3 separate regions of the Homo sapiens genome follow, and regions 1 and 2 are each linked to region 3. The links are chromatin contacts, found by Hi-C or POLR2A ChIA-PET in ENCODE. All regions are on one chromosome and are shown on one strand. Each heading gives the region's core, a stretch centred on a gene start or an enhancer-like site at or near the end of the contact. The rest is flanking DNA. Distances are from core to core; before and after follow the strand shown. Region 1 holds the start of CWC25 (CWC25 spliceosome associated protein). Region 2 holds the start of PIP4K2B (phosphatidylinositol-5-phosphate 4-kinase type 2 beta). Region 3 holds the start of PLXDC1 (plexin domain containing 1).

The links. Hi-C counts contacts between places; a loop is a spot of excess contacts on that map. ChIA-PET counts read pairs that join two places held with the same protein, here RNA polymerase II (POLR2A). Pooled maps may share reads with other maps.
Region 1: a loop to region 3 is called in a map of gastrocnemius medialis, with 13 times the contacts of the local background. The contact joins the promoter of CWC25 here to the promoter of PLXDC1 in region 3. A Hi-C loop is called at or near these places in 6 of 168 maps with a recorded cell type or tissue (CD4-positive, alpha-beta memory T cell, CD8-positive, alpha-beta T cell, Calu3 and 3 more), 7 of 37 single-sample maps with no recorded cell type and 17 of 50 pooled maps. POLR2A ChIA-PET finds 5 or more read pairs at or near these places in 9 of 52 experiments (A549, CD4-positive, alpha-beta T cell, GM10248 and 5 more).
Region 2: a map of CD8-positive, alpha-beta T cell shows a loop between it and region 3 (9-fold over the local background). The contact joins the promoter of PIP4K2B here to the promoter of PLXDC1 in region 3. A Hi-C loop is called at or near these places in 9 of 168 maps with a recorded cell type or tissue (CD4-positive, alpha-beta memory T cell, CD8-positive, alpha-beta T cell, Calu3 and 4 more), 16 of 37 single-sample maps with no recorded cell type and 24 of 50 pooled maps. POLR2A ChIA-PET finds 5 or more read pairs at or near these places in 5 of 52 experiments (CD8-positive, alpha-beta memory T cell, T-cell, activated CD4-positive, alpha-beta T cell and 2 more).

What each region holds. Positions count from the first base shown.
Region 1 is chr17:38,823,748-38,826,634 of GRCh38, forward strand. CWC25 (CWC25 spliceosome associated protein) reads right to left here and starts at 1,574. Exons shown (of 10, transcript NM_017748.5): 1 at 1,419-1,574. The coding sequence starts at 1,436. It overlaps MIR4727 (microRNA 4727), which reads left to right and starts at 2,091; the gene lies at 2,091-2,145. RefSeq lists an enhancer at 282-913.
Region 2 is chr17:38,798,130-38,800,829 of GRCh38, forward strand. PIP4K2B (phosphatidylinositol-5-phosphate 4-kinase type 2 beta) reads right to left here and starts at 1,427. Exons shown (of 10, transcript NM_003559.5): 1 at 1,137-1,427. The coding sequence starts at 1,295. CWC25 (CWC25 spliceosome associated protein) reads right to left here. Exons shown (of 10, transcript NM_017748.5): 10 at 2,312-2,700. RefSeq lists an enhancer at 604-1,422.
Region 3 is chr17:39,149,994-39,152,892 of GRCh38, forward strand. PLXDC1 (plexin domain containing 1) reads right to left here and starts at 1,644. Exons shown (of 14, transcript NM_020405.5): 1 at 1,369-1,644. The coding sequence starts at 1,444.

The sequences.
Region 1 (2,887 bases), core at 324-2,823, 330 kb before region 3:
TCTTGTCCTCCCTGCCTCAAGCATAGATTATTTTGCTCCCCAGGGAGAAAATCTTCTGGAGTCATTTTTGGCTGTCACAACTGGTGGAGACGGGTGTTAGTGGATAGCTCCAGTCTAGTGGCTAGAGGCCAGTGATGCTGCTAAACATTCTACAATGCACAGGACAGCCCAACTACCACCACTACCACACACCCCCAAAGAATTATCTAGGCCAAACTGTCAAGAGCGCTAATGTTGAGAAACCCTGGATTAGAGCTTTCCTGTCCTTAAATGCAGTTATGTGAAGAATACACTAAATTGGATGAAACTAGATGGAGTCCTGGCACTCACTGTGATTGAGAACACATGACAAACTAATAGGTTTACTGGGCAGGCGGCTAAGCTGATCTACTTGCTGGTTCAATTAGCTCCACTTTCCGGAGGCTAGCATTTTCCCAACCTTGCCCCATGCTCTTGTGGGTACATTTACCCTATTTGGGGCCTTAGCGCTTTACAAATGAACGTTTCAGTTTAAGAGACATTGCCACATAACTTATATTAAGTGGTATGAATTCAAAAGCAAGCTCTGCCACTACAGATCAGAATCCAGCACTGAAGGAGGTGTGGAAGTCAGAAAGATGGACAGGAAGATCCCTTCAGGCTTAAAAAGGACCCCAGGGCCGGGCGCTGTGGCTAACCCTTGTAATCCTAGCACTCTGGGAGGCCGAGGCGGGCGGATCACTTGAGGTCGGCAGATCGAGACCAGCCTGACCAACATGGAGAAACCCTGTCTCTACTAAAAATACAAAATTAGCCGGGTGTGGTGGCGCATGCCTGTAATCCCAGCTACTCGGGAGGCTGAGGCAGGAGAATCGCTTGAACCCAGGAGGGAAAGGTTGCGGTCAGCCGAGATCGCGCCATGGCACTCCAGCCTGGGCAACAAGAAACTCCGTCTCAAAAAAATAAAAAATAAAAAACGACCCCAGGGCATGGCTTAGGGTAGGGAGAATGGGGCACAAACCACCCCTACTTCAGTCCAGGACATGACTCTGAACTCTCACCCAAGGAAGAGAGGTGTGTGGCAAGACAAGATATACAAAACAAAGTGTGGTGACACGTCCTCCATATCTACCTCCTTTCCTAGCCATGGCTCCATCCGCCCCCTCCCCGGTCTTCCCAGAATTTACAGCCGGTAGAGCCGCAGTCAACAAACACGCAAACACCACCTGTCACTGTTCGCGACACACCTCGGACTTTCCCAAATCTCAGTCCCACCCCTCCATTGCCCTAAGGATCCATCCCCTCTTCAGGGCAACGGCCTCCTCCCGGCGAAAGCAAAGCTGCGTTGCCATGGTTATCCACTCCTTCCTCTACCCCCACCCCCTGCCAATTTCCGTCCCGGCCTCAGTCCTCCCCCGCCCAGGCCTCCCTCCACTCACCAGGTCTCCGCCCCCCATGACGGTGGAGACGATTCCTCACTACGCGGATCTGGAAGATTTCGGGAGGATCAAGAGAAAACGTAGAGAAATAGTTCGGGGGCTACCTCGCGGGATCTAGTCCCAGGAGCCGTCAACTGCCAGTTTCACCACCGCTCTAGAGGTCACTTCCGGGAGGGCGTCATCTCACCGCGTCGGCGTCGCGGAACGATGACGTACAGGGCTCGGTCGCGCTTTGTGACGTTGGCGTTACTTGCAGATTTTGCAAAGGTCCGGGCTCCGCTGTCGAGGCCTTTGCTGTCGAGGTCTCATTTTGGCTGCTTCGGGTCGCCACGTTGCCTGATGTCCCAGACTCTCTGTTGAAACGCCACAACTCTGTTCAGTGATGGGTTGCCGTGGGCCTGTGCCCACGGCTGTGTTGCCATGGCAGCTCACCAGGGCATTCGGCTCAAAGCTCCACGTAGTCTCTGCTAGACCTAAGGTGGACCAGACTAGGCCTCCTCCCCTCACCCTGCACACACCCCCACGCTCCAGTTTTCCAAAACGGCTTTGCAAACTGGCGCTTTCCTCAGACCTTGACTCACAGCAAATCCCCTTATGCCAGGCCTATTTTACGAAGCTAAATAGAAACCATCAAATCGAAATTCCATCAGCTTCCGTTTGCCAAACTTTTAAAATCTGCCAGCTTCCACAGTGGCAGATTTTCCCATAGTGGGAAGCTGGCAGATTCCTTTCCCTTCAGTTACTATGTGTTTTTGGCATGTTTTTCTTTTTTCTTTTTCTTTTTCTTCTTCTCCCTTTGTTTTTGTTTTTTGAGAAGGAGTTTTGCTCTCCCAGGCTGCGGTCGAAGCTGACTGCAACCTCCGCCTCCCGGACAGCAATTCTCCTGCCTCAGCCTCCCAAGTCGCTGGGATTACAGGCGCCCGCCACCCGCCCGGCTAATTTTTGTATTTTTTGTAGAGACAGGGTTTCACCATGTTGCTCAGGCTTGTCTCGAATTTCGACCTCAAGTGATCTCCCCGCCTCAGCCTCCCAAAGTGTTGGGATTACAGACATAAGCCACCGCGCCTGGCTATTTTTATTTTTGTAGCAACAGGGTTTTGCCATCTTACCCAGGCTTGTCTCAAACTCCTGGACTCAAGCAATCCTCCTACCTCGGCCTCCTAAAGTGCTGGGATTACAGGTGTGAGCCACTGCGCCCGACCTGTTTTGTAATTTTCAGAATAGAAGTTTTGCACATCTTTTGTTAAATTTATTCTAAATGTTGTATTTTTTGTGATGCTATTTTATTTATTTATTTATTTATTTATTTATTTATTTATTTATTTATTTATTTATTTATTTCGAGACGGAATCTCACTCTGTTGCCCAGGCTGGAGTACAGTGGCGCAATACCAGCTCACTGCAACCTCCGCCTCCTGGGTTCAAGCGATTCTCCTGCCTCAGCCTCCCGAGTAGCTGGGATTACAGGC
Region 2 (2,700 bases), core at 177-2,676, 350 kb before region 3:
GTCATCGCTTGGTCTTGTGAGCAATTTCAAGCACTCACAAGTGAACCTAAAGAACTGAAATCCACAGGAAACCCAAGCTTGATCCTCCTTATTCCAAAATTCTAGTTAGTGAAGTTGGTGTTTCGGGTCCTTTTACTTCCTCTGCTCATTCCTAGTGTGGGGATTCATAAAGAAATGGTCAGAAGGCAAAGAGCAAGTGGTTGGAAGAGGGAGAATAAAGACCCTGAACAAACACCACATAAACAGTCTTCCAGCTTAAACTGTCAGGATCCAACTTCCTGGCAGGGGCTGTTGAACAATCTCAAAGCACCCTAAGGACCCAGGGGACCTATCTCTCCTATCTAGGACCATAATCACTATGCATCATCACAACATTGCAGCCACACAACAGATAAGTCAACATCTTTAAAATGATCACCTTCAAAAACTATGGGAAGACATATTATTTCTACTATGAATAGTCCCTCCTTATAACCAGGCATCCTCTTCTCTCAAATGGTTAATAGCCATTCTTTCTTCTCCCTAACCCAGAGAGACCCAGGTGAAGTGTCTGGTTCAAGGAAGCCTGTGCTTCTCCAGTTGATACATCTTGTTCAAGAGGGAAAAAAAAGGAAACCCAGGGTGGAGTTCTACATTCAAAGGTAAGGAGGCCTGGAGGATGGAAGAATTTGAGCAGCCACAACAACCAAACGATCAGAAAGAGAGGACTATTTGGGCAGACCACTGCTACTTGACAGAGCTGGCAGCCGGCTGTAAGGAACAAGGGGGAATATACACCCTCACAAACAGGATGAGGGGGGAGGAGGAGAAGCAGGGATGAAAGCGACTCCACTGCACTGAGGCCTTGCCTTTGCGCTCCATGGGCTGCCCCAAGCGAGCACGCCACACGCAGGAAGCCAGAAGGGCTGGAGGGAAGGGGAGGTGGCGACGGCAGACCACAGAGACACCAGGCCTCGCGTGGCGTGCGGGGAGTGCACACGGGGCCGAAAGGCGTGCAAGGGTGGGGTGGGCGTGCAAGTGGCTTGGCGAGGGGTGGCAGGCGTCACCGGCAGGGCCTGCGGGGCAAGGGCCCAGGGCTGCAGGGGGCGTGGGAGCGCGCGGGGCCGCGCTCAGAGGGGCGCGCAGGAGCTGGTTACCGTGTGGTTCACCCCCCACATCAGGACGCTGAGGATCGGCTCGCTGGCCCGGAATAGCTTCACTTTCTGGCACACGAAATGCTTCTTCTTGGTCTTGGTCTTGCTGGCGCTGAGCGGCGCCACCGCCACCGCCGTGGTGCTGGTGCAGTTGGACGACATGCCCGGGGCGGCGGCGGCGGCGGCGAAAGAGGGGGGCGGCGGAGACAGCGCACAAGCCAGCGGCCTCAGGCCTCCCCCGGACCGATCCCCACCCCCGCTCCCTCACCGCGCCATGGTCGCGCCCGTCCCGTTACCTCCCACCCCGCCCCGGTGGTTCCGTCCGCCCCACGCCCCGCCCTCCCGCCCCGCCCCGGGGAGCCCGCCGGCCCGCTCCGCACCCCGCCCCCGGGCGGTGCAGCCGCCCTGCAGTCCCCTGGCCCCGTCCTCCCCGTCCGCGTGGTACGGCCCGTCCCGGGGAGGCAGCGGCCGCCCCGCCCGCCCCTCCTCCCCGGGCCTGACAGAAACCCGCCTGGCCTCCGAACGCCTCGGGGCCCCGTGCCGGAGCCGGAAGGGGAGGAGGGCTGGGCAGGCGTCGCTGTGGACCGCGGGAGGGGCTCCCCGCCCGGGCCCCCCAACGCCAGGGTTTGGCTCTTTCCCGCAACCCGAATGCCAAGATGGCGGCGATGCCACCGCTCCGGAAGGGAAGGAGGGACGGGAATGCGAGGAGGGCGGGACGTACCATGCCCACCCCGGGGGAGAGGAGGGACGCAGCAAGGGGAAGAGAAAGTCCAGCCTAGAAAGCCAAGGAACGCCCCCTCGCTCCACCTAAGCGTGGATCTGCCCACTCTGCTGGGCCCCGGGCGCGCTCCACCCGCGGGGCACGCCCCTTGCCCCCAGGGCCAATGAGAGAAGCAGGCCAGGAACACTGGTTTTTATGAATGGGCCCCGCGCCCACCCACCTGCTGCCTGTTCTCCCCGCAAAGGGTCAGAGCTCAGAGGCCGCCAGCACCTTCAGACACCTATCCCACTAATCGTCTTACTCTGGCTCATTTCGTAAAATCTTTGAGTAAACTGCCCCACGCTTTGTTACATAATTCTCAGATGAGGGATCTCCATATATTCGACACAAATTACAGGTCAACGTTGTTCTTTCTGCATGGAAATTCGTAAACACGGTACTCCACAGGTGGTCGCTCTTTAAACAGTTACAAAAATAAATGTGGCCTTTATTACCAATTATAAAATAAACATAATTAACCCCGGCATAATGAAGTGATTAAATGAATAAAAACGTATGTTACATTCTCTAGGGAAAGATCGGGTTTCAAGCATTACAGTGCCTGGCATCATAAGTGTTCAAAAACAGAAATCCAAATACATTTTAAGCAGAATTAGGAATTAGCAGAACAAGGAAATCGCCCAGCTAATGTGCGGGTCAAGAGGGCCTAGGAGTTCACTGGTCAAATGAGGGCTTCTGGTGAAAGAATAGAGAAGGGAAAAGGAGTAAAGACAGGAGAGTGGCCCCTCGAGGGTTTTGTTTTGTTGCTGTTGTTTTTTGAGACGGAATCTCGCTCTGTCACCCAGG
Region 3 (2,899 bases), core at 394-2,893:
ATCCTTCATTATTCCACGCACAAGAGTCAAAGATTTTGCCAACAGCCTCACTTTATAAATGCAAAAATAGGTCCAGAGAGAGAAAGTAACTTGTCTAAAGTCACACAGCAAGTGAGATGGCGGGACTAGAAGCCACGTCTCTGGCCACCCTCTGTGTGGTCTCCCTGAAAATTGGTGGTTCTCACCAGCAGCTTCTCGGTTCGTCAGCTCCACTGCCCTCTGCCCATACTTCCCACTGTCAGCCTCCTTCCCCTCCCACCCCCAACATACTCTTCTTCTCAATAGGGACCCAGGTCTGTCTCAGCTACATGCTGGGACCATTAAAGTCAAGAACATTGCCACTGACACTGTGCCTGGTGCCAGCACACTCCTGAGACACAGCAGGTCAACCACAGCACTCACCTCAACAGCGCCTCCCTCACCCCACCTGAGGGGCACCCATGCCAATGATGCACAGGTATCTATCTTCTTAATCATCTCTGCTGAGGGGCCAGGCTGCAAATTACCCATCTCCCCAACCCCAGAGAAAGTCTAGGTGCTTAGGGGAGAACAGAGACTATGAAAATTATACCATGAGGGATTCCAGGTAGATCTCAGAAAGGACTTCCAGGTGGGAGAGATGAGTTTGGAGAACTGGTAGGGGGGAAGAGGAGTGTGCAGAATGGGACGCCTCCCTCCACCCCCTACCCCAGTGCCCCATCTAGAGCCAGAGTAGCTGAAAGCCAAAGGCTGCCAGGGCAAATGGGAGCAGGTGTGAGGAGGGGGACTCTTGAGGCTGGGGGTGCAGAAGCAGCAAGTTGCTTCTTCCTGGGCCCACTGCCTCTCTACTGACACCAAATAGGCAAGGGAAGGTGACCGAATGGCTGCTGCCTTCCCAGGCAGAGACGCTGTGTCCCCACCATCCCCCTGGCTGCTCCCACCTATCCCTAGCCTGGATCAGCTTTGGGGTCGGGGGTGTGGCAGAGAAGAGGAAAAGAAGGCATGGCTGGGGCAGGGGCCTCCCCAGGCTCCCATCTCATCAGAATTCAGCCTTGCCTGGGGTGATCAGGGGTCCTGATGACTCTCCCGCTGTCCCCTTTCAGAGCCCATGGCCACATAGAGCCCCCTCTCCTAAGGTCCCTCCAGTATCCTTCCAGGAGAGAAGGAGAGGTCCGGGCATCGGTGTCTCCACCGTCACTCACACACCCTATGTGTTTGGGAAAGTGGGGTCCCTATCCACCTGCCCACAGCCCACAGCTCTCCTGGCCTCCTGCGGACAATGCCCCCCTCGCGGACATCGCCAGGCCGTCCACACCTGCCCATGCCCACACCTGACTGCCCGTCCCTCCCCGCCCCCGGCCCACCCGGGCCGGCTCCCGCCAGTCCTACCTGCTCCGGGCTGGGGGCTCAGCGCCCGGGCAGCCTCCCTGAGCACCAGCACCAGGAGCCAGAGCTCGCCTCGCATGGTGGGTGCCCGGACCTGCCCCCGGCCTGCTTGCTGCCCCGGTCCTGACGAGGGAGGGGGCCCTGGCTCAGGCTGCGGCCGCGCGGTCCCCGGGGCTGGCGGAGGGGCGGGCGGCGAGGAGACGGCGGAGCGCGGGGCCGGGCGAGCCGGCAGGAGCGGCGAGAGCGCGAGCGGAGCTGGAGGCTGCGGCCTCCGGGAGCAGGCGGGGAGCTGGGGGGGCCGCTGGGTCGGTGGGGGTGGGGGGGAGCTGGGGCAGGGGGCGGGGCGGGGGGCGCGGCGTCGTTGGGGGCTCTCCCGGCGCCTGCCCTCAGCCCTAACGGAGCGCTCCCCTAGAGCTCTGCAGCCGCTCCCAAGGCAAGGGGTGCAGAGTAGGGGACAGGGCGGGAGCCCCTCGGGCTGAGAGAACCCCTAGAAGCATCAGCCGCCCCGCGCTCCTCACTGAGCTCCTGGCTCCCTTTCCCTCCTCCGTTCCGCCGGGAAAGCTGCAGAGAGAAGGCCCGAGGACTGGACCCCTGGAAGGGACAGGCGCCCCATCCCTGGGTCACGGGCCCCTGACTGTTCCCCGCCCCCAGCTCCTCCAAGCTCTGCGACTTCCTGAGCTGTTCTTCGGAATTCTGTGCGTCTCTGATGCTTTGTCCTCCAGCCCCCACCCCCAGAAATCTCCCCCTGCAGCAAAGACCCCCAGCTTTTCTCCCCAAGAGGGGCCTGAATCCCACCCCCCTTCCATGACTCCACCTTATCCCTCCACCCCCCATTTCCAGCACCGATTTGCCCCCCAAGCCTAGCAGACGTGAGGGTGGAGGGGGCCTGGCTACCCCTTACTCTGCAACAGTCTGGACCCCTCCCCACGAGTAGGTAACCCAGGCCTCCTGCCTCTCTGGGGCCTCCAGGCCTACTCAGGGCCAGACCCAATCAATCTTCAGAGCCAGCCCCAGACGAGGAAATGGCTCACCCCACCTGTCACCACCTTCTGACAGGCTCTGGGGATAGATAATCTTTTTATTTTTTCTTCCAGGACAGAATAAAAATACCCGCAATGTAGGATATTTAATAGACGGCAAGGAATCAGGTCAGGACACGAAGATGCCTCTTCCCTCCCCTGACCTACTTCGTTCTTGTGACGGCAAGGAGCTGGGGCGCTGGAGAGTGGGAGACGGGGTGAGGGGGCATCCTGGCTTCTAGTGGGCTGGGGCCTAGGGACTAGAAAACCGCGGAGAGGAAGGGTGCGAACGCTGAGCGCCATTGGAGAAATTTTCCAGGAGGAGGGATATGGGCGGGGACAGGAGAAGGTACACTGTGGGCTGGAAGAGACGGATTCCGTGGCACTGAGGTTAAAAAAAAAAAAAAGAAAAGAAAAGAAAAAAAAACACCTAAGAAAGGAAACAACTAAAGGCTCTCTAATCTCTTAGAACGCCGGTTCCTCCTTCCGCCGGGCCCAGAGTCCCAGAGACTACC